4 separate regions of the Mus musculus genome follow, and all the other regions are linked to region 1. A link is a loop called in an ENCODE intact Hi-C map of the cell type or tissue named here. Cell type or tissue: heart. All regions are shown on one strand. Each heading gives the region's core, and the rest is flanking DNA. Links, peaks and the distances in the headings are about the cores only.

What was found. A loop is a pair of places that touch in the nucleus more often than their neighbours do. Peaks named below come from ENCODE experiments on the same cell type or tissue, not always from the same donor. Only the 100,000 strongest peaks of a DNase experiment are listed, where the experiment ranks them.
Region 2: it touches region 1 in a loop (2.4-fold over the local background); 8 of 42 quality-filtered maps call a loop at or near these places.
Region 3: it touches region 1 in a loop (7-fold over the local background); 19 of 42 quality-filtered maps call a loop at or near these places.
Region 4: it touches region 1 in a loop (3-fold over the local background); 3 of 42 quality-filtered maps call a loop at or near these places.

What each region holds. Positions count from the first base shown.
Region 1 is chr1:181,270,378-181,276,690 of GRCm38, reverse strand. No RefSeq gene overlaps it. Among named protein-coding and RNA genes, the nearest start is that of Gm39718, 14 kb to the left of the region's middle. In heart, for the core only: a CTCF peak has its summit at 3,643 (motif pointing left); a DNase peak (open chromatin) is centred at 3,630; H3K27ac peaks cover 1,004 bases; H3K27me3 peaks cover 512 bases.
Region 2 is chr1:181,377,143-181,383,455 of GRCm38, reverse strand. All of the region lies in intron 1 of Cnih3 (cornichon family AMPA receptor auxiliary protein 3), which reads right to left. Among named protein-coding and RNA genes, the nearest start is that of Cnih3, 28 kb to the right of the region's middle. In heart, for the core only: a CTCF peak has its summit at 3,618 (motif pointing left); no DNase peak of the experiment used is centred there; H3K27me3 peaks cover 1,544 bases.
Region 3 is chr1:181,614,459-181,619,458 of GRCm38, reverse strand. It overlaps Dnah14 (dynein, axonemal, heavy chain 14), which reads right to left. Exons shown (of 87, transcript NM_001377039.1): 13 at 3,962-4,076; 14 at 3,361-3,625; 15 at 2,821-2,866; 16 at 2,637-2,734. Among named protein-coding and RNA genes, the nearest start is that of Gm33612, 10 kb to the left of the region's middle. In heart, for the core only: CTCF peaks have their summits at 1,924 (motif pointing left) and 3,098 (motif pointing right); no DNase peak of the experiment used is centred there.
Region 4 is chr1:181,879,055-181,885,367 of GRCm38, reverse strand. It overlaps Gm33669 (a long non-coding RNA gene), which reads right to left. Exons shown (of 4, transcript XR_865801.2): 2 at 4,388-4,732; 3 at 4,074-4,142. Among named protein-coding and RNA genes, the nearest start is that of Gm33669, 3.7 kb to the right of the region's middle. In heart, for the core only: CTCF peaks have their summits at 3,568 and 4,274 (motif pointing right); a DNase peak (open chromatin) is centred at 3,687; H3K4me3 peaks cover 368 bases; H3K27ac peaks cover 912 bases.

The sequences.
Region 1 (6,313 bases), core at 718-5,717:
GCTTCACACGGTCCCACTGTCATCATTCACAAACCATCAGGATCTTGAGGGGCTCTGAGGAAGGTGGCAGCCTCACCCCTGCTTTTCTCTCCAGTGAAAGACGACCCTCACAGACAACCCGAGTAAGTGGCTCTACCCAAGATCTAGTTCTTAAGTCCTCAAACATCTCAAAATGTGCAAGAAGTACAAATGCTTTTTCTCTTTAAAAAAAAATCTTGGTTGAGTAGTAATTATGTGAGACAAGGCATATGAGAGGAAGGGAGGTCTTTAATCCGTCACATTACAAGGGACAACGATGACAAGCACTCATGTCTCACAAGTTAACAGTGTGTAAGTTACCAGCTCGGTTTGAAATATTGCTTTTCATATTGGGAATAAGAAATCTAATCCGAAGTATAAATTGCCCTTGAGATATTCATTAATGACTGTAGTAAAGCAGGACATTGCAAAGTACACTTGCATTATCTTTCCCACATTTTTAATTGATACTTAAACATGTGCTTTACAATGTGCATAACATATTGCTGCTATAATAGAGGCACAGAATTGCATTAAATGCACATATACCTGCCATGAGGTCACATTCAATACTGCTTGCTGCTGACATTGGGGACAAAATGGGCTTGGGAGCCACTTTCCTAACCCCCTCAGAAAGTCTCATCCAAACCCTCCCCGTTCTTGCCAGGGAGGCTCACATCCTCAGTGGAAAAAAAGGAAAATGGTTTAAAAGAATGATCTTAAGCAAAAAGAATATAGCTAGAGGACCCATAAGACATGACTCTAAAACATATTCCTAAGCTACAGTAATGTAAACAGTCTGGTACTGGCATACAGAAACGGTGACAGACAGATGGTGTCTTAGTCAGGGTTTCTATTCCTGCACAAAACATCATGACCAAGAAGCAAGTTGGGGAGGAAAGGGTTTATTCAGCTTACACTTCCATACTGCTGTTCATCACCAAAGGAAGTCAGGACTGGAACTTAAGCAGGTCAGGAAGCAGAAGCTGATGCAGAGGCCATGGAGGGATGTTTCTTACTGGCTTGCTTCCCCTGGCTTGCTCAGCTTGCTTTCTTTTAGAACTCAGGACTACCAGCCCAGGGATGGCACCACCCACAATGGGCCCTCCCCCTTGATCACTAGTTGAGAAAATGCCTTAGGGATGGATCTCAAGGAGACATTTCCTCCTTTTTCTGTGATAACTCTAGCTTGTGTCTAGTTGGCACACAAAACCAGCCAATACAGATGGAATGTAGGAAGAACCTAGAAATAAAGCACACATGGCCAAATAATTCCTAATTTCTAACAAAGGTGCCAAGGACATACATACCCTTTGGATTTTTTTTTTTTTTTTTTTTTTTTTTTTGGTTGAATGGTTGGTTGGCTGATTGGTTGGTTGATTTTTTAAGACAGGGTTTCTCTGTGTAGCCTCTGGCTGTCCTGGACATAGCTCTGTAGACCAGGCTAGGATTAAAGACATGTGTCACCACCACCTGGCTCAAAAATGTAATCAATAGGTTGGGAATGTAGCTCGGTGGTAAAATGTTTGCCTAACATGTGCAAAGCCCTGGATTCAACCCCAGCACAATAAAGAGGAACTCAAAATGGAGTCAGGCTTAAATGTAAAACCCCTGAATCGTTTAAATAAAAAATAGGGCCAGTGTCCTATGGCAGAAGTCTGGGCAAGTATTTTTGTTAAGCATGGGAATAAAAGCACAGACATCAACACTAGACAAATGGGATGAGGTCACAGTGAATGCTTCTGCACGGAAGACAGACAACTGTCAGAGTGAAGAGGCGACTTACAGAGTGGAGCTCTGGGAACTACCCAGCCAATAAGGGGTTAACACCAGACCATGCAAAGACACAGAAACAGTAACAAACCATAGTCAATCAATCCAAGTGGTGGTATAGCGCTTTGGTAGAGTGCTTACCTAGCAGCACAAGGCCCTGGGTTCAATCACAGTACCACCAGATAGATAGATAGATAGATAGATAGATAGATAGATACATACATACATACATACATACATACATACATACATACATACATAGACAGATGGGCTGACTGACTGACGAACATACATATAGGAAATGATCAGAATGAGCATTTCTCATAGAAGCTGTGTGGCATCTTCCTCTCTTTCCCATACATGCACACATTTACATTCACACACAGGATGGGATATCTATTCAGCTCTAAAATGTAATCGGGCTGTCATGTGGTCAACACAGATGGACCTGGGGCACATAATATTCAGGGAACTAAGCCAAGTACAGAAAGACAAACACTGCGTCTTTCACTCTGCTGAAAATGCTGAGCCCACAGAAGTAGAAACTAGAATGGTGGTCCAGAGGCTGGGAAAGGACCCAGGCACTGGGGGGAGGCATTAAAAAGAGTGGCTAGTGGATAGGATACGTAGTCTCAGCCAGACAGGAGGAAAGGGTTCGGATACTTCATTACACAGGACAATGTTCATAGCAGTATTCTATTGTATAATTCAAAGTAGTTAGAAGAGATTTTAAATTCCTTATCACAAAAAAAAATCATAAGAAACATAAATATCCGGAGAGATCAAAGGCACCCTATAGCGATGGACCATCAGCATCTGTCCAAACACACAGCTGCTGCCAGCACCATAAATGGGTGGCTGCCTCCCAACCCTGTCAGAGATCTGCTAGTTTAACTGGACTTTTAGCCCTTTGGAGCCATAAAGACCCCAGTCAAATTCCAGCTCTGTGACTCACTGAGATATGGAAGAACTAGAGACAGACCAGTCCTCTGGCCTGTGCAGACGCAGAAACAAAAGTGGCCGGCGGGGGGGGGGGGGGGGGGGGGGGAAGCTCCGGGAGCACTTCTATGTTGATGTTAATTAAGATGTGTTTAAATTATGTGCAAAGTGGGGCAGGCATGTGCACATGAGTGCAGGTGCCTGTGACAAACCAAGGACTCAGATGAGCCGGAAGCTGAAGTTGCAGACAGCTGGGAGCTGCCCCTCGTGCAAGAGCAGTACCGGCTCTTAAAGGCTGAGCCATCTCATCTGCCTGATGTTAATTCTTTAATATATAATTTTCAAAAATATTAACGTTGCATTTGGATAGTTGGTGTCTTTATGTAGTTTTTACAAAAATGGGTGTTAAAATACTAAGTAAACGTAAGATAGCTAGATTTGTGTGTCCGCAACTGGGGAGATGGAGTTTCAGAAATGTGCTAAGGACAGCCTGGGCTAAAAGACCTTAAATGCTTGGGGTCAAAACTCTGCAGCTATTCCCAGCTTGTGCACAAATGAAATCATTGCAAAGCCTTTGAAACAACTGCAGGACTTGGACAAGCACACCTCTGCCCTAGAGCATCACCCCTGGGGTCCTAAGCTCTGGCCTTGCTTTAAGAACTAACAGGAATCTAAGATGGTTCTGCTGTGTAGGGTGACAGCCTCTGCTACTCTGTGAAGGCGAGGCCTGGGGCGGGGGGGGGGGCGGGGGGCGGGGGTGTTTTCACAAAGAGTGCACTCTACTGTGTGCTGTGGGAATCTACAAGAAGTGTCCAGTTACCAGGGAAAAGGGGGAGAATGGCTCTGGGCTCAGGCACTGCCCGGCATGGTCCGCCGGCCAACTGTGCGGGTTTGTCGCCCCCTTCTGTCCCTTGTCGGAGACGGACATCGGTGCCCTGGAGGCTCACCGCGGGCGAGCTCTAGGTTAGGGTTGGATCTTGCAGAAAGGCACCTGAACCCTCAATGGCTAGAATCCAAGAAAGCAAAGGAAACCGAGTGGAGCCTAGAAGTGCCAACAAACCGCGTGGCTCTCAGTATTTCTCCCACGCCACTACACTGCTCACCTGAAGCCTGAGAAGAAGCAGGACCTGGGAAAAAAACTCCAAATCTCTTAGGGCAGTCACTCCTCTCTAGACTCAGAGTTCTTGGGTGTCCCCAAAGCAGAATTGGTTTCTGCGCTAACCCCAAAGGAGCCTGAACAAACACAGAAAAGCTTCCAGACATTCTGTAAGGATCAGCCAGTCAGCCTAGCAGTGACCTGGGGACCCCAGGAGTGGCTCAAAGGGATATGGGCTTTAGACAGGGTCCTTGTTCTCCAGGAACTTTCTAGAGAGGGAGAGGGGAGGGAGGGAGAAAGGAGGGGGGAGAAAGGAGAAAGGGAGAGGGAAAGAGGGAGAGGGAGAAGGGGAAGGAGGAGGGGAGGGAGGGAGAAAGGAGGGGGGAGAAAGGAGAAAGGGAGAGGGAAAGTGGGAAAGAGGGAGAAGGGAAAGGAGGAGGGGAGGGAGAGGAGAGAGGGGAGAGGAGGGGGGAGGGGAAAAAGGAGGAGAGGGGAGGGGAGGGAGAAAGGGTGAAATGGCCAGTGGTACTTGCTACCATTTACTGAGCCCAGCAATTTGCCTCCATTCCCCAGAGAAACAGCAATGCTGTAGGTCAAAAACCTACCCCAGTAGAAGAGGAGTAAAGATGGAGGGACTGAGGTTCACAGAGACCAGAGAGCACAATTAAAGCAAAAGGCCCAGTCTTCAGCCCTGACTGGTCCCAACCCCACGCTGTCCACTAGCATTGTCCGATTACACACATGGAAGGTAGACATAGAGGACACGCGCCCTGGGTGACAGTGGTCACCCTGGGTGACAGGCTGGTGGGTGGGGTACGGTGAGAATGTGCAAATGTTTAACTCCTGTCTTTCAAAACAAACAAGGGTCAGTGGGTCTGGAGAAATGGCTCAGCCATTAGGGTGCTTGCTGTTCTTCCTTCCAGAGAACCAGGGTCGGCTGCTCACACACACACACACACACACACACACACACACACACACACACCACAGAATTGAAATTTAATCATAAAAGAAGTTTTTGAAGTCCAAAATACATTGGTAGAATGTTGTTAGTAAGACTATTTTAAGGACCAAAGGTAGATTAGAGTCTTTGCTCAACAGCCACCTGTCCTTGATTTTATTCACAGCTTGCTCTCTCACGGGCATGCTCTCTCTCTCTCTCTCTCATTCTAGTAAAATGTTAATTGTGAAAGTGTTGATATTTATTCATTTTGGGTTAAAGATAACAGGCTGTTCGTTATCTTATTTTCTGTGTGGCTCTATATTTAATTTTTTTCCTAACTGATATTTCCAGAGAAGAAGCAGAGATGATGAGTGTCTTCATGTGACATGGTGACACCAGTGCGGCCACTCAGCTGTCACAGAGCTTCACCGGCCCAGGCCTCACTCTGCATGAGCAACCCTTCTGTCTGGGGACTTTTGAGCAGTTGACAAACATGAATTAATGGCACCTCCTGTCACCTCCTAAAAGTCAGAAGGGCACGTGACAGACTGGTGGAGACCGTGCCTGGCCTGACCTCACACTGACAGTTACAAGCTGAATTGAGAGTGCATCTGAGACTCAGGCTCCAGCCTGAGCAGAGCTGAGGTAGCGTCTCCCCACATGCTGTAATAGCTTCAGGGTGCAGTGTGGCAAGATGCCAGCCTTCCCACCCTCACATCAAGCCCTGGTGAAGATGTCTCCTTCCATAGGCAAATGGAGATCTCCTTCAGGAACAGCCATGTCCTCTGGTCCTCTATCTTACATGCACAGCCAGGCTTGTGTAAATGCTGGGCTTGCGGTGGCATAGAATAGCTGTTTTTCTGTGACCACCTCAAGAAGAGCAGGCACCTATTTGCATGAGGACAGTCATGGGAATTTGTGGGGAGCCTGGTGAGAGACCCCCTAATCCACAGTCCCACAAGTCTGTGGGCTTTAGTTGTACAGGCCCAGAACCCAGTCTTAAATTCTTTTTTTTTTTAAGATTTATTTATTTATTATACGTAAGTACACTGTAGCTGTCTTCAGACACACCAGAAGAGGGCATCAGATCCCATCACAGATGGTTGTGAGCCACCATGTAGTTGCTGGGATTTGAACTCAGGACCTCTGGAAGAGCAGTCAGTGCTCTTAACTGCTGAGCCATCTCTCCAGCCCCAGTCTTAAATTCCTGTCTATCCACCTGTGGCATCGAGGCCAAGGTCCGGCGAGGACGGCAAGGGCTGATTGTTCTCTCTGACCTTGCTTCTCAGTCTCACGTGCACAGCTCTTGACAGACTGTTGGGAGCCGCGCCCACATTCGCCGTTACAAGATGGCGCTGACAGCTGTGTTCTAAGTGGTAAACAAATAATCTGCGCATGTGCCGAGGGTGGTTCTCTACTCCATGTGCTCTGCCTTCCCCGTGACGTCAACTCGGCCGATGGGCTGCAGCCAATCAGGGAGTGACACGTCCGAGGCGAAGGATAATTCTCCTTAATAGGGACGGGGTTTCGTTTTCTCTCTCTCT
Region 2 (6,313 bases), core at 580-5,579, 110 kb before region 1:
TGGATGCCTAACTGGTATCTGTGTGTCGGAGACCCTGGCACCAAGCAGCCCTGTGATAAGAAGGATTCACGAGCGGTGCTCCCTTGGCCCCCTGCTCCTCCCTTTGGTGAACTCATCCCTTCCCATGGGCTCACGGCTACCTCTAGCGGATGAGTTCTCAGTAAGCCCCACTAGCTCTCTTCTAACTCAATGCCGATTCATGGCCTCCTCCCCCATCCCAGCGGAGGCTCAAACTCAAACATCCAGAGTAGAACACACACATCAACAGACCTCTAAGACCATGGCCCCGCCTGCCAGTACCCAAAGCCCCATTAGCTGTAACCTGTGTCTCACCTCCATGCTGCTGACCTGTGAAGCCACACGGTCCACCCAGCCCTGAGTTTGCAATTTATTACACAAGCATGGGCCGCCAGCAGACATTCTGGCATACCTGGGATGTGTCCTCCTCTCCCTAGCACCTCATTTGCTCCCAATCTGTTCCTCCTTTTATCTCTGTGCCACCCAGATGCTAATCTCCCTCTCCTCTGCCCCACTCCTCTCTGGCCCTGTGAGTAAGGTTAAGCACAGCTATGCAAGTCTGTGCACTCGCTCTCTCCTCAGGGCTCAGGCCCAGTTCATAGTTTCCGTTTGAAAAGGTCAGTGCAGGACCTTTCTGAAAAATCCCACCAGACCCTTCTCCTCTGGAAGGGGAAAGCTAATTAACATTCCGCGGGAGGACCAGACCTGCAGGTGGGGGAGGTCTAGACCAGGTAAACACATTCCGCACAACAGACCCTGCCACCTCATTCCCCAAAGACCAATCAATTTAAAAGTCACACTGTTCTGCCAATCGCATTGTGCCTAATGGCTGCTGCTCTGAAAAAAACTGTATAAAGACTGACCAAATGGACTGGGGTGGGGGTAGGGGTCCCCATCTCTCCTTCAGGTGGCCCCAATACATTGGGACAATACATTCATCTTGCTTTTTGCATCAATTCCCAGCTCCGTGTGGTTCACTCAGGTAAGCTAAGGCTCAACTTGTTGCAATCTCTGGTCTTGGGCAAGAATTTCCTGCCACGGTCTGGGACACAAAAACCCTGGTCCCTACCAGCAACTGCTTTCTCAGTGTTCACCTGCTCCTAAGTCCCCACCCAGATCCAAGCAGGAGGCTAGTCAGGTACTCAGCACATCTTCACACTTCCCAAAGCTCATACTCCACAGACAAGCCTAAAGGTCCTGATGGGCTGGGCTAGCCATGTTTCTCCTCACTTTAGTGTGTTAAAATGCACACATGAATGTGACATTTGTAATGTCCCCAATCAAACATGTCCTTGGGACTGGAGATGCAGCTCGGTAGTAGAGTGCCTGTCTCCTCATCAATAACAAAAGTGAATCTGCACTGCTGGCCCCTGCTATCTTATGTTCAAGTAGCATCTTATACCATAGGATTCCTGAAGATTTGACTTTTATCTTTTTGATATGCCTGCGGTCTCCAATACAGTGGCTAACTAATGGGTGCCCAGTAAATATAAATGCAATTAAACACGACTTGTTTTCCTGAAAGAGCCACCTACTGCAGGGTGAGAAGTATCCTGCACATTGCCAAGGGCGAGAGATTATTTGGTTTATGAATTAAACATGATCCACGCTTCCGTTCTCTTTCTCCCTGTTGCTTCCTGCCCTTTGGCCATTCTAGTCCTGATTCACTCCTTCAGGGAGAGAAGGCTATAGAAAGAACTGTCTACAGCATAGACTCCTCCACTGGGGCAGGGAAACATGGTGTGGGAGTGGGGAGAGCGCCTGGATTTGGGACATGCTTGTCTTTAGATTTCTAGGCTACGACAGATGGAAGTATGCTCTAGCCACAGTGAGAGCCGTGCCTGCCACCACGCACGCCTTCCAGCCTGTGCCTGCTTCACACATTGTACTCCATTTGAGCTAGGATCCGGGTGAGTTTCAAGGCCCATCTGTTAGATACTAGGCCCTAGTCGATGGTGTGTTGGAAGGTGCTAGAACCTTTAGGAAGGGTCTAGAGGCCAGGTTGCAGCCTATTCTAACTGACTGCAAATTACATAGAACAGCAGCTTAGGGGACAAGCCTGGCTGGACCGACTCTGGCCCACTCTATGCAGATGCTGAAGTTGATCCTCTCTACATTTTGTTTACGGGAGGAGACAGCCATCCTCTGTCCATAAGATAAGCCGTGAGACACAGACACAAATTATTTACATAGTAGGAGTCTTAACAGTAAATCAGGATAATGTGAGCATATTTAAGCTATATTAGGAGAGTTTGACTCATGAACTTATCAAACACACCAGACCAAGGAAAGATGCAATGCCCTTGCTTGAACAAGGTATAAGAAGGAACACCTCACACTAGGGCAGCAGTGGCCAATCTGTCAGCAGACCTGGCCATTCTGCAACCCATACTTAAATATCATCATGGGCAGGGTAATAAATGGCCTGAGAATACTTACTATTGGAGTAAGAGAACATGTGACCACCACTAGTCATGGCTACTAAGTGGTAGTGGTAGTACTTTGTGAGTTAAAAAAGAAACTAGTATGGCTTGTGAGTTCATTTTTATTCCATAAGGCATCCCCCCTACCCCCCATCCTCCCCTACTTCCCCCCTCCTCTTCACAGCTCACTCACAACTGTGGGCTTAGTGGAAGGAAGTTAGGTCTTTGGAGACGTAGGGATATTGAGGCCCCAGTCACTTCCTGTGTCCTCCTTTGCTTCCGGTTCCAGGAGGCACACAGGCCTCCTCCACCACAAGCTCCCACCGTAATGTTCTCTGCTGCCTCATGCCAAAAGGCATGAAGACCAAGTGACATCAGACTCAAAGCTCTGAAACCATAACCTGAAACAAATGCTCCCCCCCCCCCCACCATTGAGCCGAATGTCCTGGATACTCTGTCACCGTGAAGGAGAGCCAGCTATTGCCTACCCTTAAGCTGGAACAGGACCTAAGTCTCATCAGCATCCGCACACTGAGGAACACCGAGAACACACCATCCATACTATGGGAACAACATGGCCCTGGACGGAGCAGCAGGAAATGTTCGGAAATGTTTGGCAGTTTGGGCTCTGCATCTGTCACAGCAGTGACATGTGTCACAGCAGACTCTGTAGCAGGACACAATCCAGCACAGTACTGGACAAAAGAGCCACCTCTCTGTCACCTCTTTTTCGATTGGCCTTCTAGAACGGGGCTACCCACCTTGGGAGCCTGAGAACCCCTTACAACACTGAGAAATGACCAGATGCCAAGTAAAACTCAAAGAAACAGCCCAAGAGGAAGCAGGGGGTGGGGGGCAGGGGAAAGATGGAGGGGGAAAGAAAATGGATGCAAGTTTATACTGCATACATTCGCTCCCCAACCTCACAGCTACCTGCCAAGATCACACATGTATGGCCTCCATCAGCCACACAGACCACAGCCACTGTTCACACAGGGTGCGGTGGAAGCACAGAAGCCACCCACCCACCCCCACCCCGCTCAGATACGGTGCTACCTCATCTACTCTTTAAGTCAGTTTTCAGACTCTACCTTGCTTGGCCTCCTCAGCTCCTCTGGAGACCCATGAACTCGAAGGTGTCCCTGTCATTGTGCAAAACCTCAGCCCTCTAGTGGCAAGGGATGGGCATTACAGTGTGGTAGCGGAGAACCGGCCAGATAAAGGGCCCATCACTTACAGCAGCCTTGAAAAACTCAGATGAACGAGGGTAAAGCTGGGTGGGCGTCCTGGCATGTGCTTTTCCTGAACAGAAAGGCCCCTCACACACCATCTAGCACTTACCCCACTCTCTGGCACTCTATAGTCCATCTCCATAGCGACCGCCGTAAGTGCTAAATCACCCACCAGAGACACTTAACGTCTCCTTCAACCCTGAGAAGCTAAACATGCATTAAATGAACCTGCTTCGTGGACCTTTCAGCCTCACTTAGCCTGGACCACGATTCAGACACCCCAGTAACTTCACCAGAGCAGCAGTAAAGAGAGGCTGGTCTTCACCACAGCAAGCTCTCACCCACTGAACCACCCTATCTACCCTACCCACCAGGTCACGCCAGCCGAGCTAGCTGGCCTTCCGGGTCCACACAGGACCAGTGTTGTTCTAGTTCAGTTCTCTTAAGTATAAGCATCTTCCACAGTACTACACTTCACTGAGGACTTGGGGAGCTCCCAACTCTGATGTCATCGGTTCACAGTGGTCCACCTCTTCCTTCTGTCTCTCCCATCAGATGGTGGGGCTTTCTGCTCCAAAATGGCAGACCAGTTATCACAACCAACGTTGGTTGGTTTGTTTGTTTGTTTGTTTGTTTGTTTGTTTTTATTCCTCCTGCCATACAAGCGACTCTGATATCTGGAGTTCAACCTAATAGATCCTGGAAAACATCCTGTGGATTCTATCCCCACAGAAGGCAGGAAGCCTAGCAGAGTAAGGCAGGACCGTGGTTGGGGCTGTGCTCTGGTTCATTGCCAGGCCTAGGGCCTGGTTCTGCCACTCCCTGTCTGTGCTTCCCTTTTCTCATCTGGAAGGTGGGCATAATGCTGGGATTGGCATTGATAGAACAGGGTAAGATTCAGTGAATTGTGCCCCCCCCCCCCGCTAGAACAGGGCTTGCTAGAGTCAGCGATCCATTGATATGAGCCGTCACTGTGGGGGGTGTCGGTCCTTCATACCTCCAAAAGGAGCACCAGTGTGAGTGGGACAATATTAGCTAGCAACTCTCTCTACAACAAGGCTGTGCCTACCCAGCCCTTCTAAACCAGAGATCCAAGGCTGGACCGATAATCCCATCGTTGCAATTATTTCTTGGTCATTGCCGTAGGCACTGAAGTGAGCAAATGCATGGAGCCTTAAGATACAGAAGAAGGAAACTTCAGCTCTTGCCAGGTTCACAAAAATAACCCAAGTGTCTGTCGCTTATCCATCATCATCCAGGATGAGAGGACAGAGAAGATGGAAGGAGGAGTGGAAGTCTCATTCTTGTTCTATGTGATACACAGGGACGCAGATGTCACATCTTCATCTTTGACAAGTCAAGGAGCACACCCAGAAGCCAGAGCCAGTCCTCCCCCTCCCCCCTCCCCCTCTTCTTCTTCTTCTTCTTCTTCTTCTTCTTCTTCTTCTTCTTCTCCTTCTCCTTCTCCTTCTCCTTCTCCCTCTCCCTCTCCCTCTCCCTCTCCCTCTCCCTCTCTCCCCTCCCCCTCCCCTTCCCCTTCCCCCTCCTTCTTCTTCTTCTTCTTCTTTTATAAAAATATTTATTCTGGGTGATTATAATATAGATCTAACTTAATAATTTTAATTTTTTCTTTTCTTTTAATTGGATCTTTTCTTTACTTACATTTCATATGTTAGCCCCTTTCCCGGTTCCCCCGCCCCTCCCTCTGTCCCAGAAACGCCCATCCCATCCTCCCTTCCCCTGAGAAGCCAATCTTCTAATGGACAACCAGTTTCTTCTGCTATCAGCTGCCAGTGGGAGAGTGGGTGTCTGGGCAGTTGAGAGGATTCAGGATTGCGGCTTTCATACCTGTCCAGTGACAAGAGATGCTAAGGATGGAGAGCGTGAAGAAAGGATGTGTGTTGGGGAAGGGCAGAGAGGGAGGAGGAAGAGTGAGCTGTGTCTCTCTGGAGAAAGGCTACTCAACATGGTTCCTGGGCTGTGCCCGAGCTGTGTGAACAGAGTCCCTGCCTGTGGGATTCGTGTGCTCAGCAGTATCACGACACTGGTAATGACAGCGATGGTTGGTCCTAGCTTCCTTCAGAGCCTGGGCAGGACCAGGTAGGAAGGAAGGTGCAGGAAGACCTGATTCTCCACCAGAAGTGCTCTATGAACATTCCCAGAACCTTGTACTACAGTGCAGAGGACAGGGGAGCAGAGATTTCTGGGCCAGCAGAAAGTCCAGAGGGCCCAGTCAGGAGGATGGTGAAGGGCTCCCCGCTCTGTCAGGCACAGGCAGGTCTAGTTGCTACTGCAGGGAAATAACGAGTGAGCCCAGAGGTGTACATTTCACCAGACTCCTATGCTGGGCTCCTGCAGTGGGACCAGACCTATTGCCATCTAACAGGTGCAGTGTCTGGGAGGCTCAACCCAGGCACCTTCCCCTTTCTTCTCTGTAACAACCCCTACCTCTCCTCCACACACTGCCTGGAAGACCACCCACAGCATCTTCACATGCCAGTTACACAGAAGCAAGCCTTGGCGTCCTAAAGCTTCAGTGTTTGTGAAGCAAATAGAGTATATATAATGTTTAAAAGAAAGAAAGAAAGAAAGAAAGAAAGAAAGAAAGAAAGAAAGAAAGAAAGAAAGAAAGAAAGAAAG
Region 3 (5,000 bases), core at 1-5,000, 340 kb before region 1:
AAGATGTCACAGAGAGCCGAAGGGGCAGGCAGGCTTCTCCTTACCATGGGACAGAACAGGTCTCATGGTAAGGACAAGGCAGGTTTAGTCTTATTAAAAGAAACAAAGCATTTTTTCTTACAAATGTGGGTTTAATTCATTTAGCATTAAAAATGTAGAAGTTTTTTCTTTATGTAATGAAGATTGGAGTGAATTTTTCATCCAGAATGAGTGAGTTCTTTCTGCACCGGTGCTTGGTCTTTTGCTCCATGTGTATATCTAAGTATGGATGTGTCTGTGAGTATGTAATTGTAAGAATGTATACCTGTGTGTGTGTGTGTGTGTAAGTATGTAATTGTAAGAATGTATACCTGTGTGTGTGTGTGTGTGTGTGTGTAAGTATGTAATTGTGAGAATGCATGCAAGCTGGGCCCAACTGGATTTGAATGAAAATGAGTAAATGAGCATGAATGAAACTGAATATGAATTTATGTGAGATTATGCATATTTGCTTATGTAAAAGTTTTTCCTTCTGCTAGTGTTATTCTCTTCTCCTGGTTCAATAGAAGTTTATTGCTCCAAACTTCCCCCTAACCTGACAAGCAAGAGGCATCTGGACAATAGGGAAAAGGTCTAGCAATGAATCCTTTACTCAATCTCCTGCTGTTTCAGGATGGGGTGCTGAGTGCCAGAGACTGCAGATTCTGGCCTCAGAGGAACACAGAAGGCAGGTCAGCTACAACAGCATAGTAACTTAGACTTAGATAAGCAAACTTTTTATTATACAGCAACCTTAAATTTCTCGTAAGACAAAGTCTTACCCCAGAAACTCTTAAGACAAAGTCTTACCCTCCACCTATGCTCTTCCCCCCTCCGCTGCCTCAAGAACTGACAAGAAAGAAGAAACACCCCACACTGGGGCTGCCCCCCCCCCCCCCGGCAGATAACTAGTATAAAAGTGAAGAAAAGGAGATGTCCTAGATGGGAAGACCCAAGGGTCCAGTGAACTGAGTGTGACATGTGAGTCTGGACTCCAGATCATGGAATAGAAAGCAGACAGGCGGGAAGCAGCTCCAAGAATCAAATCGGTTCTGTTGATTCAATGGCCCCAGCGTACTGTTGGGTGCGTGGTTTTGACGACCACAGCATGGGTAGCAAAAGCACGTGACAAGCATGTGTAAGTGATGGTCACAGAAGCCTTGAATTATTTTATAATGAAAATTTCAAAACAATCACATGACAAAATCATTTTATACTGAGGAAAAAAAAAGACATGAGAGCAATCACATGTTTTTAACCCAAGAAACTTAAATCTAAAAAGAAAAGAAAAAAAAAAAAGAAAGAAAGAAAATCTAGGTGGCAAAAAGAATCTATGGAAAGAATGCCAGAGGACCTATGTCCTCAAAATGAATCTCTACCCAAAATTTAAAAAAACATTAGTAGAGAATGATACACGTCTATTATTTCTATAGATAAGCAGTTAAGTCCAGGTGAGAAATTCCTGGGGGGCGGGGACAGGGAACAAGTGCACCATGCTAAAGCATGAATTCAGCACACTGTCACAAGACAACTGAGCTGCTAAGGGTCCTACTAGCTTAAATTTTTTTCTAAAACTTACTGTGGGGGATGGACACTGTCATATAATCTTAGATTATATTCATCGAGCTGAAAAAAATAATCATTTAAAATGTATTCAAGGTAGGAACAAGGTCTTTGTAATGAATGCTATGACATAAAATTCACACAACTCAAGCCTTGAGCGGCTTTCCTGATGCTAACGCTCTATGCATTTTCTTTATGTGCATGTGGGTTAATTTTGGGTGCCAATGTAAGTACATTTATAATATATGAAAAGACAATCCTGTGAGGGACTGATTGGATCATCTGAGCTGCGAAGATGCACCCTAAATCTGGGCCACACCCCCTGGGGCAGCACGCCCCCTGGTGGCAGCACAGTCCACATCAAAGGACATGGAAGAAGGAAGCTTTCACTTTTTACCTGTTTGCCCTCACTCTGGCTGGCAAGTTCAACTATCCTGTTGCTGAGACACTCCTTCACTGGTGTTAGAACCTGCTTCTTTGGAATTCCAATATAGACTGAAGACCAGCAACTCTCTAGGACGTTCCTGGGACTTTAGCAACCTACTGAGACGGCTAAGATATTTAGTCTCTCGGACTGAACAACTACTGGATTCTAGGCCTTTCCACTGCAACACAGCTAATATTGAACTAGTCAAACAATATTGCCTATAAGCCACTTAGATAAATCCCCATGTGAGTGTGTGTGTGTGCATGCATATATGAATCCACATATATATATATATGAATCCATATATATATATATGTATATATATACATACACACATATATATGTGTGTGTGTGTGTATGCATATATACATATTTAGGGGAATTTTTCATAGATATTATATGTACACACATGTAACTTATTCTACAGTTCTATTCCTTGAGAAAAGTCTAACACCACACACACACACAATCATCATCATCTTCAAATAATTTTAAATAAACACTGCTTGATCAAGCACTGGGACTCATGATCTCTTATTTATATCTACCATATGTATCACTAAGAGCATCAAATGCATTGATTTAAAAGAGATTGCCATAGAAGGCACCAAGCCTTTTGGATACTTACTGACATACTTTTCTATAGTTGCTATCATATTTTGGAATTGTGTCGAAAAGTCCAGTCTGTTGGGTTCCATAAAGAGGTTTGTTGGGAATTCAAAAAATCTGAGAGAAAACAATACATAAGAGTACATTCAAGGGATCGCAGTACCCAACAGAACACAGATGCTTATAAAATGGTCAATACGTACTTATTATAGAAGCGTTCTTGATCAGACTCAAGCTGGAGTCCTGAGTCTATTCGAATTTATTGAAACAAAGACAAAGTAAAAATTTATTAACAGTTTAAAATGCAAGACAACAACTTAATATATATCAGTATTTTCTAAATAACCTGAGAATCAATCGCTGAGCCTGTCTGGAAGGGGAATTCCAGAATCATATCCCAGACTCTGATAGGACACCTGGAGCAGAGTCCCAGACTGTGTTCTTTTCCTTTCCTGTGGGCCTCACATACGCTAGGCACATATTCTACCACCAGGTGGCACTCCTGGGCTTTTAGCAGCCGTTCTAGGTGCCACTCATCCTGAAAATGAAAGCCCAGAAGGCCAGAGTGACAGTGTAAGTGGTTCACAGTGAATGATATTACCACTCGCATGTACCACAAGGTAGTTCGTGGTCTGTCATTGCTCCCCTTAGCAAGTATGCTAACGTGGCATAACTAACAAACATGGCATAATCCTAAATTTCTTTCCTTACTACCAGCTGCCACCCGCTGCCTCCGGCCTCACCTGAAAGGATGCGTTTCAGGAGGGTGCCAAACTTGCTCGGCTGGTTGTACTGGCTGAGCATGGCTTCACTTGAAGTTCTTTTTCGGTTCTCCAGTTCCTCCTCATCACACACCAGAGACTCTTCACAGTTCTCAGACTTCTGATTATTCCCTTCCAGGTCCTCTGGAGAGTCATTCATAGTGGGAAGTCTCAGACAGAGGCTGATCTCAAATATTGGAGCATAGGTTTTCTTCAAATCCATTGCCACACGATGACTGTTAAAAGTCTAAGGTAGCAAATGTGCCCACAAGGCAAGAACAACATACAATAGAACGGTTAACTGGTGGTGATAAAGGTTAGGTAGTATCATAAACTGTAACCATATTTACATGTCAAAAAAGATGAAATGTGAAATTAGTATTAGTGGGCAATTTGGAAGGCATTATTGCAACTTTTTACAATGGGAGAAGGTGGCACATATGTGCGCATGTGTATGTGTGTATGTTTGTGTATGCGCACATATGTGTGTGTGGCAAGAAATTGTTAACTGAATGTTTAACTCTGGAACTTGCTATTCATCTTGTATCGAAATTTATGTTAGTGGTTTTGAGGCGCACCTTACCTCTTTAACATCGGTGTCTAGTTTTGGTTGTGAGCTTTGAAAAGAAGGAGCAGTTAAACTTGAAAGAACAAATTCATCATCGTCTGATTCCTTCCTAGAAAAGATCTTCCTGTCTCTAGAATGAGAAATGGGAGGGAAATTTATTTTTGAAATCATTTATTTTACTATTTAATATGAAAATATATAAAGAATTCATATAACAGTAAGAAAGAGAGAAAGAGAGAAAGGAAGGAAGGAAGGAAGGAAAGAAGGAAAAGAGAGAGAGAGAGAGAGGAAGAAAAGAAGAAAGAGAACAAACAAAGTAAGTTAAAAAATGGAGAAAGGGCTGAGATGAGGCTCAGTCAGCAGTGTTCAGCTTGTAAGTGTGAAGACCTGCGTTTGAGCCATCAGAAAGCACATAACAGCCAGGCATGGCTACAACATATCTGCACTCTCAACGATGACACAAATAGGAGGGTGAAACAGACCCCTGGATGCTCGCAGGCCAGCTAACCTGGCCTACATGCTCAGATTTCTGGCCAGTAAAAGACCTTGTCACACATAAAAAGGGGCAAGGTACCTGAGGACAATTATCCAAGGTTGTCCTCTGACCTCTGACCATGGACCCTGACACACATCCACATCCACACCCAAACACAGGCATACAAATAGGGAATGAAAACAATTTTACTGGCCCTTTCTCCAAAGACATACAAGTGGATGATAAGTATAAGAAAAGATGCTTAAGGGCTGGAGAGATGGCTCAGCGATTAAGAGCATTGGCTGCTCTTCCAGATGTCCTGAGTTCAATTCCCAGCAACCAGATGGTGGCTCACAACCATCTGTAATGGGATCCAATGGCCTCTTCCAGTGTGTCTGAAGATGGCTAAAGTGTACTGAGATAAATAAAATAAATCTTAAAAAAAAGAAAAGAAAAGAAAAGATGCTTAAAAATCACTGACAATTAGGAAACCCAATCAAAATCACAAGAGATTACCTTGTGCTCACTGGACTGGATTTTTGTTGGTGAGGATATTAGAATCCCATACGTTCTTGCTAC
Region 4 (6,313 bases), core at 821-5,820, 610 kb before region 1:
GGTTCTCCTTCCTGGTCCCTGCCTTCCTCTGCTTACAGGTGTGATGGCAGCACACCAATGGAGAACAACTTTGGGACAAAGCCTCCAGTTACCTTGCACTTCATGAACACTTTGGCTCATCTAAGCAACGGGCTCCGTGGGACCCCAGCCACGTACGATAGACTAAACAGGTTGTTGTCCTAACAGCCGTGTGGGGACATTTGGCCCGTGGATGTAAATGTTCCTCGGTAGCCATGGGATTGTCCTCTGTAAGAGCAGCAGGCACTCTGAGCCATCTCTCCAGCCTCACAAGTTGCTCTTTACAAAGCACCAGCTCACATTGGTGTCTCCATCAAACCCATTCTCCTTCAGTCTATCTAGAAGGGTGCTTCTCAACCTGTGGGTTGTAACCTCCTTTGGCAAACCTCTATCTCCAGAAGTATTTACATTACATTTGCAGTAGCAAATTTACAATTAGAAAGTAACGACAAAAGTCATTTTATGGTTGAGGTCACCACAACATGAGGAACTGTGTTAAAGGGTCATAGCAGTATTGGGAAGGTTTAGAACCCCTGGTCTAGACAAGCCCTAGAAATGTGTCACGTTCCCAGCTCCTGGGATCAGGACTTCTGCACAGGGACTGATGGCTAACAACTCAACCTTGAATACTTCCCAACTCCAGATTGCTGTGGTCACCGGGGGCTTTCTATTAGAACAGTCTAGAATAGCTGTAATTTCAAATGAGTTAATTTCTTTTTGTGTTTTGTGGGTTTTTTTGTTTTGTTTTGTTTTTGTTTTTGTTTTTGTTTTTTTTTTGTTTGTTTGTTTTGTTTTATTGAGACAGGGTTTCTCTGTGTAGCCCTGGCTGTCCTGGAACTCACTCTGTAGACCAGGCTGGCCTTGAACTCAGAAATCTGCCTGCTTCTGCCTCCCGAGTGCTGGGATTAAAGGTATGTGCCACCACTGCCTGGCTAATTTCTAAATATATAGAAAGCAAAAGTTAAAAAAAAAATAGTAAGTTGTAGAAAATAAAACCCCATCAAGTCAGGCACTTAAAGCATCCCGCAGAAGTGCCTGGGGACATCCTGCTGAAACAGTCACGTTGGAGTCCCCGACTGGCAGATTCCCGGAGGAGCTTCTGGCTTTGTGTTCCCATGGTGGCCATTTCCGTGAGACAAATGAAAGAAACTAGAGTTGGAAATAGTCTTTCCCTCGAGTTGTCTCAAGGAAGCAAATGCTTTCTTAATCTCTGTAGCTGTTTGTTCTTCTCTTCCTCCCTGTTAGAGTTAGGGCAGGAAGTTCTGCTGAGCCTCCTATGGCCCTGAAGGCTCCAGCTAATGCCTGCCTACTCTCAGGGTCGAGGTGCCAGAAGTCCCACGGGTGTAGGGTTGCCAGAGATAGCAACTCAACGGCACAGGAGAAACTGTCCTGGGTGGTACAGGAGAAGCTGTCCTGGGTTTCCCAGCACCCCACAGTGGCTCTCGATAGCCTGGAACACCAATTCCAGGGCTTCCATTGCCCTCTTCTGTTTCCCACAGGCCCCAGGCACACGTGGTGGACAGACATACATCTAGGCAAAGCATCCATGCACATAAAATAAAAATAAACAGATCTCATTTAACTTATTAACAAGTAAGTGGTTAGGGCTGGAGAGATGGCTCAGGAGTTAAGAGCACCGACTGCTCTTCCAGAAATCCTGAGTTCAATTCCCAGCATGGTGGCTCACAACCATCTGTAATGAGATCTGACGCCCTCTTCTGGTGTGTCTGAAGATAGCTACAGTGTACTCACATACATAAAATAAATAAATCTTAAAAACAAAACAAAACAAGAAATAAGTGGTTAATTAGAAATTGGACTGCAGGTATAGATCAGTGTGGGAAAGCCTGTATGTGTCTGGTATGTGCGAGGTCCCGTGTCCACTTCCTGTCACCAAAAATTGACGCCAAGAAAAACCACCACCACCACCAACAACAACAGAGACACTACCCAGATGCTCAGTTACATTTAAATTTCAGGTTGACAGTAACCTTAGAGTAAAAATGATTTTATCGCAAATATTGTGTGACATACACCTATTCCCAAAAGCAATTTGTTCATCTGTTGAGAAAAGGCCAAGAAGCAGCTCTGGTGAGGACTTCCAGAAGAGGTGAACACCAAGAAAAGACGTTGAGGGAGCAGCGGGTGTTCCTGTGTGCTCGGGGCCTTTCTGAAGCCAGTGTGGATGGGCTTCCTTGAGTGTAACTGTGTTAAAGTGCAGATTCTGGGCCCTCTCCTAGGCTGGTGACTGATGGGAGCGGCTGCGGCTCTACAGCTCTGGGTGAGCAGACACCAAATTTGAGGCCCTGCGTGCTGAGGTGTTTGTCTCATGTCTGGGGATTCTGTGCAGGCAGCAGTGAAGTGGCAAGACTGTCTTGGGCAGCCTAAGCAGGAGCCACCTTAGAAACAGTGATTTCCCCAGGGCCTGGGACCAGGCTTCCCCACATTGACAGAGGACAATGGTAGAGATCTAGGCCAACCTGCTTCCTCAAGGCTGTGGTGAAGTTGAAATGAGAAAATAAAAAACCGATGTCGTGTAGATTTTGACATGCTCAGGACCACCTCTCCCTCCTCTCCCTCTCCTCCTCCTTTTCCTACGTTTTTGGTGGTTGTTTTGAGATAGACTCTCACTATGTAGCTCTGGCTGTCCTGCAACTTAGACTAGATTGGCCCAGAACTCACAGAGATCCACCTGCCTCTGCCTCCCCAGTGCTGGGATTAAAGGTGTGTGCCACCACCACGCTGGGTTTAGGATCTTCTTGTCAGAGCTGGGTGGGGCTTGGCATGGAGTGACACCTCCTGTCTTGGGGCTCTTCTGCCATGGGTCTGACAGGTGCTAAATGAGCATTCTACCGTGGAGCTATAGCCCATGGACTTACTGCCCTTTCCTGTCAGTCAAGAGGGTCTCTTGCAGGAGGAACAGCTGTCTAACGCTGAACTGGGAACACACAGCCAGCCATTGTTTCCCACATCAAGTTAAGCCTAACACCAGCTTGCACCTCCCTGAGGAGGACTGTGCATCACTGTTCCATCTCAGGGATCCCTCCCACCCAGAGTTTACCTAGGAACTCCTGAGCTCAGAGGTCCCGTCTCTGCCACATTGACCTCAGGCTATGCTCAAGAGTCCCTCACTGTTCTCCATCCCTGGGGATCTGTGTGCCTATACAAAGCCCAGGTCACTGCCCAGAGGGCAGTGTGCACTGCATTGCTGCCTCGGGAAGCAGGCTGTCCTTAAACTGCCCAGCAGAGAAAGCCTCTCCCTGCTGGGCCATGGGCAACCCCATGGATGGCTTTTACATCCTTAGAAAGGCTGTTCTTTCCTGCCTGGACACTGTCAAAGCACAAAGGATTCCTTCATCTTTTCATCCTTCCTGCTCCCCGCCCCCCAACTTGGCTGAGAAAGGCAAAGACATGCCTTACCCTCTGGGCTTGGGGAAGAGGCTACCACTCTCACTAAAGCTCTGGCCTCCAGCCAGATAACTGACCAGTGTCAAAGATGGTGCATGGGTCAGGAAAACGGTGTTTGCCTGATGATCGGTAGTCCAAAACCAGGTGGCGCTCTAGGCCCACCCTGGGACCTGCCAGAGCTTGCCACATCTTGTTTCCGGTCCCACTCAACCTCGCTAAATTGCGGCTCACTTCCCTCTCACTTGGGCTCCCAGGAGGAGTGCTGCCAAATACCCAGCTTACCCAGGGCTGGCTGACTGGGTGCAGTGCCAGGTGTATGTTGGTCTGTGCTTTCTTTCTCAAGTCAAAGCCAGTAGCCAGGGCCTCATGCCAACCCTGTGCAGACTGGCCTCTGCGGCATAGCGGTTCTTCCCGAATTTCCTTGCTGAAACGACACTTGGGATGACCCTAGTTGGCGCATCCTCTGGGCTCACCCTCCCCCACCAAGAAGCTGACCCACTTTTCTCTCTCCCCATCCATTGCTGCACTGAACGCTAGGCGCCTTCACCCAGAGAACAGGACCCCATCTAGGCCTCTAGTCTCTTACTCTGAGGATTTAGGACTTTCCTGCCAGAGTACGAGTTATGAGACAGAAATTTCCCGCCAACCTTGCGTCCTAAGAGAGTGTTGGAGTGAGGTCCGCCAGCTGGGCAGGGGTTCAAGTCCCTCTGGGGCCGCTGCATGAAACCTGGGTTAAGGAAGATCTGAAAAGGGCTTCCCAGAGGTAGGTCCCTCAGCCTAGAGGCCAGGCTTTCAGGCCCCACCCGCACCCCACCCCGACCCCTCTCACACCATCCTTACTCTGAAGCTCACCACATGGTGGCGCTGTAACAGAGCTACACCTATAGATGGTCCCGGGTTTCAGGCTTCATCCCATCTCCCACCAACTATCCCTTTGTCTCCGTTTACTTGGCTGAGGTACATGGTCCACAGTAGTCTGGTGGCTGGGAAGTTCTTTCACACAGTCCTCCAGGCAGTGGGGGCCCGGATGAGGGACGTAGATCGCATCCATTCCGGGCTTTGGAATACTCATTGCCTGGTCTGGGTGCTGAGACACTGCGACCTGCACTGGCTGTGGGTACAGGGTGCTGAGACACTGAGACCTGCACTGGCTGTGGGTACAGGGAGAGCACAGAGTAACCCCAGGTGCCTGCCAGAACTTACCAGGCCATCTGCTCCAGAGAGGGGGATGGGAGTATTTGGGAGGGGGGGCTAGTCTTTAGGGCAGGGCTTAAACTTTTTCTGTTCGCCACCCCTGTATGAGACCCTAGCAATATAGAGACAAAAAAAAAAAAAAAAAAAAAAGCAAACAATTACATTTACAAGTAATAACTCACAAAGAAATTTTAAAAGCGATTCTTAGACATACATATAATTATAGCATTTATTAAGGATGAAAGCAAGTTTGTATAGAGGTTTGTTATATTTACATAAGGAATATGACATTGGCTATATATTTCACACTGTAGAACATGGAATATCTCCAGTATTTTTCAGAGGCAATGTAAATTCAAAATAGCAGAAATATGTCTAGAGCCATTTCAGAAATTGTGGGGAATTCTGTCTTAGTCTCAGAGCCACAATTCACTTAATGATTTTTTTTTAAAATGAAATTCAAGACAGCAGCTCAAACAGCAAATCTGAAAATCAAATATGCTTACATAATACAACCCAGAGATACATTTGTGGGATACATGCTGAGGGGTGTCAGTGGGAAAATATCAAAAGTGTTTGTTTCCCATGATTAAGCCTCCATGTTTGGGTAAGAACAGAAGCCCGTGTGTGTGCTGTGAAAACACTGTGGTTTGTATTGCACCTATCTCAGATCTGAGCTCAGGGGTCAGGCAGCATCTACCGCTCAGACACCAGGTCATACACGGTGCACAGCACACATGTGTGTTCAGAACCAAGTCTGCAGGGAAGCCACACTCTGCACCACAGTTGATCGATGCCCAAAATGCTGGAGATGCACTGAGTCTTTAGTTCTGATGTAACATTTGCTCCGTCCCATACAGAGTCATGACCACGGTTTGAGAAGCTGGGCTTTCTCTCTCTCTCTCTCTCTCTCTCTCTCTCTCTCTCTCTGTGTGCGTGTGCGTGTGCGTGTGCGTGTGCGTGTGTGTGTGTGTGTGTGTGTGTGTGTGTGTGTGTGTGTGTAGAAGCAGCCCCTTTCCCTAGGTCCTGGCATGCTTTTCCTGCTGAGAGCCAAGAAACTCAACACACTTGAGAACCCAAAGCCCCTACAGAGACAATGTGTGCTGTGTGCTCCCTCAAACCAAAGTGTTCTGGGGACAGGTGGACCATGCTCTCTGAGACCCAGCATGGTTATAACTGAATGAGGACGTGCCTGCTCCTAGGTATGTCTGAGGAGATGGTTTTTATTGTAGATATGAGAAAGAGACATCTGGAAGCATCCAGAGCAGGGAGAAAAGGAAATAGCTGCGACATGGCCAGGAGACAGGAACAGGGCCACGGCAGGGGGGGGGGGGGGAGTGGAGGGAGGGGGGAGAGGGAGAGAGAAGATAGAGGAAAGAAAGGACAACAACAGGCAGGCAGACCAAGAGAAGAACCAAGAGAATACATGGCCAAAATAACTGGGTTTTCTAGGAAAGAGAAGAAGGGGAAGGGGAAGGGGAAGGAAGCTGGGGGGGTGGGGGGGGGCTGGAGAGGTTTAGGGTGGTGAGCAGGGGTGGGAGGAGCCAGGACTCTGGAACAGGTACTTGCAACACTGGGAGAGCCTGGTGGCCGGCAGCTTTTTTTTTTTAATTGATTCTTTGAGAATGTCACATCATGAACCCTAGTCCTGCTTATCATCACTGTCCCCTCATACCCGCCCTTTGCCTCTGCA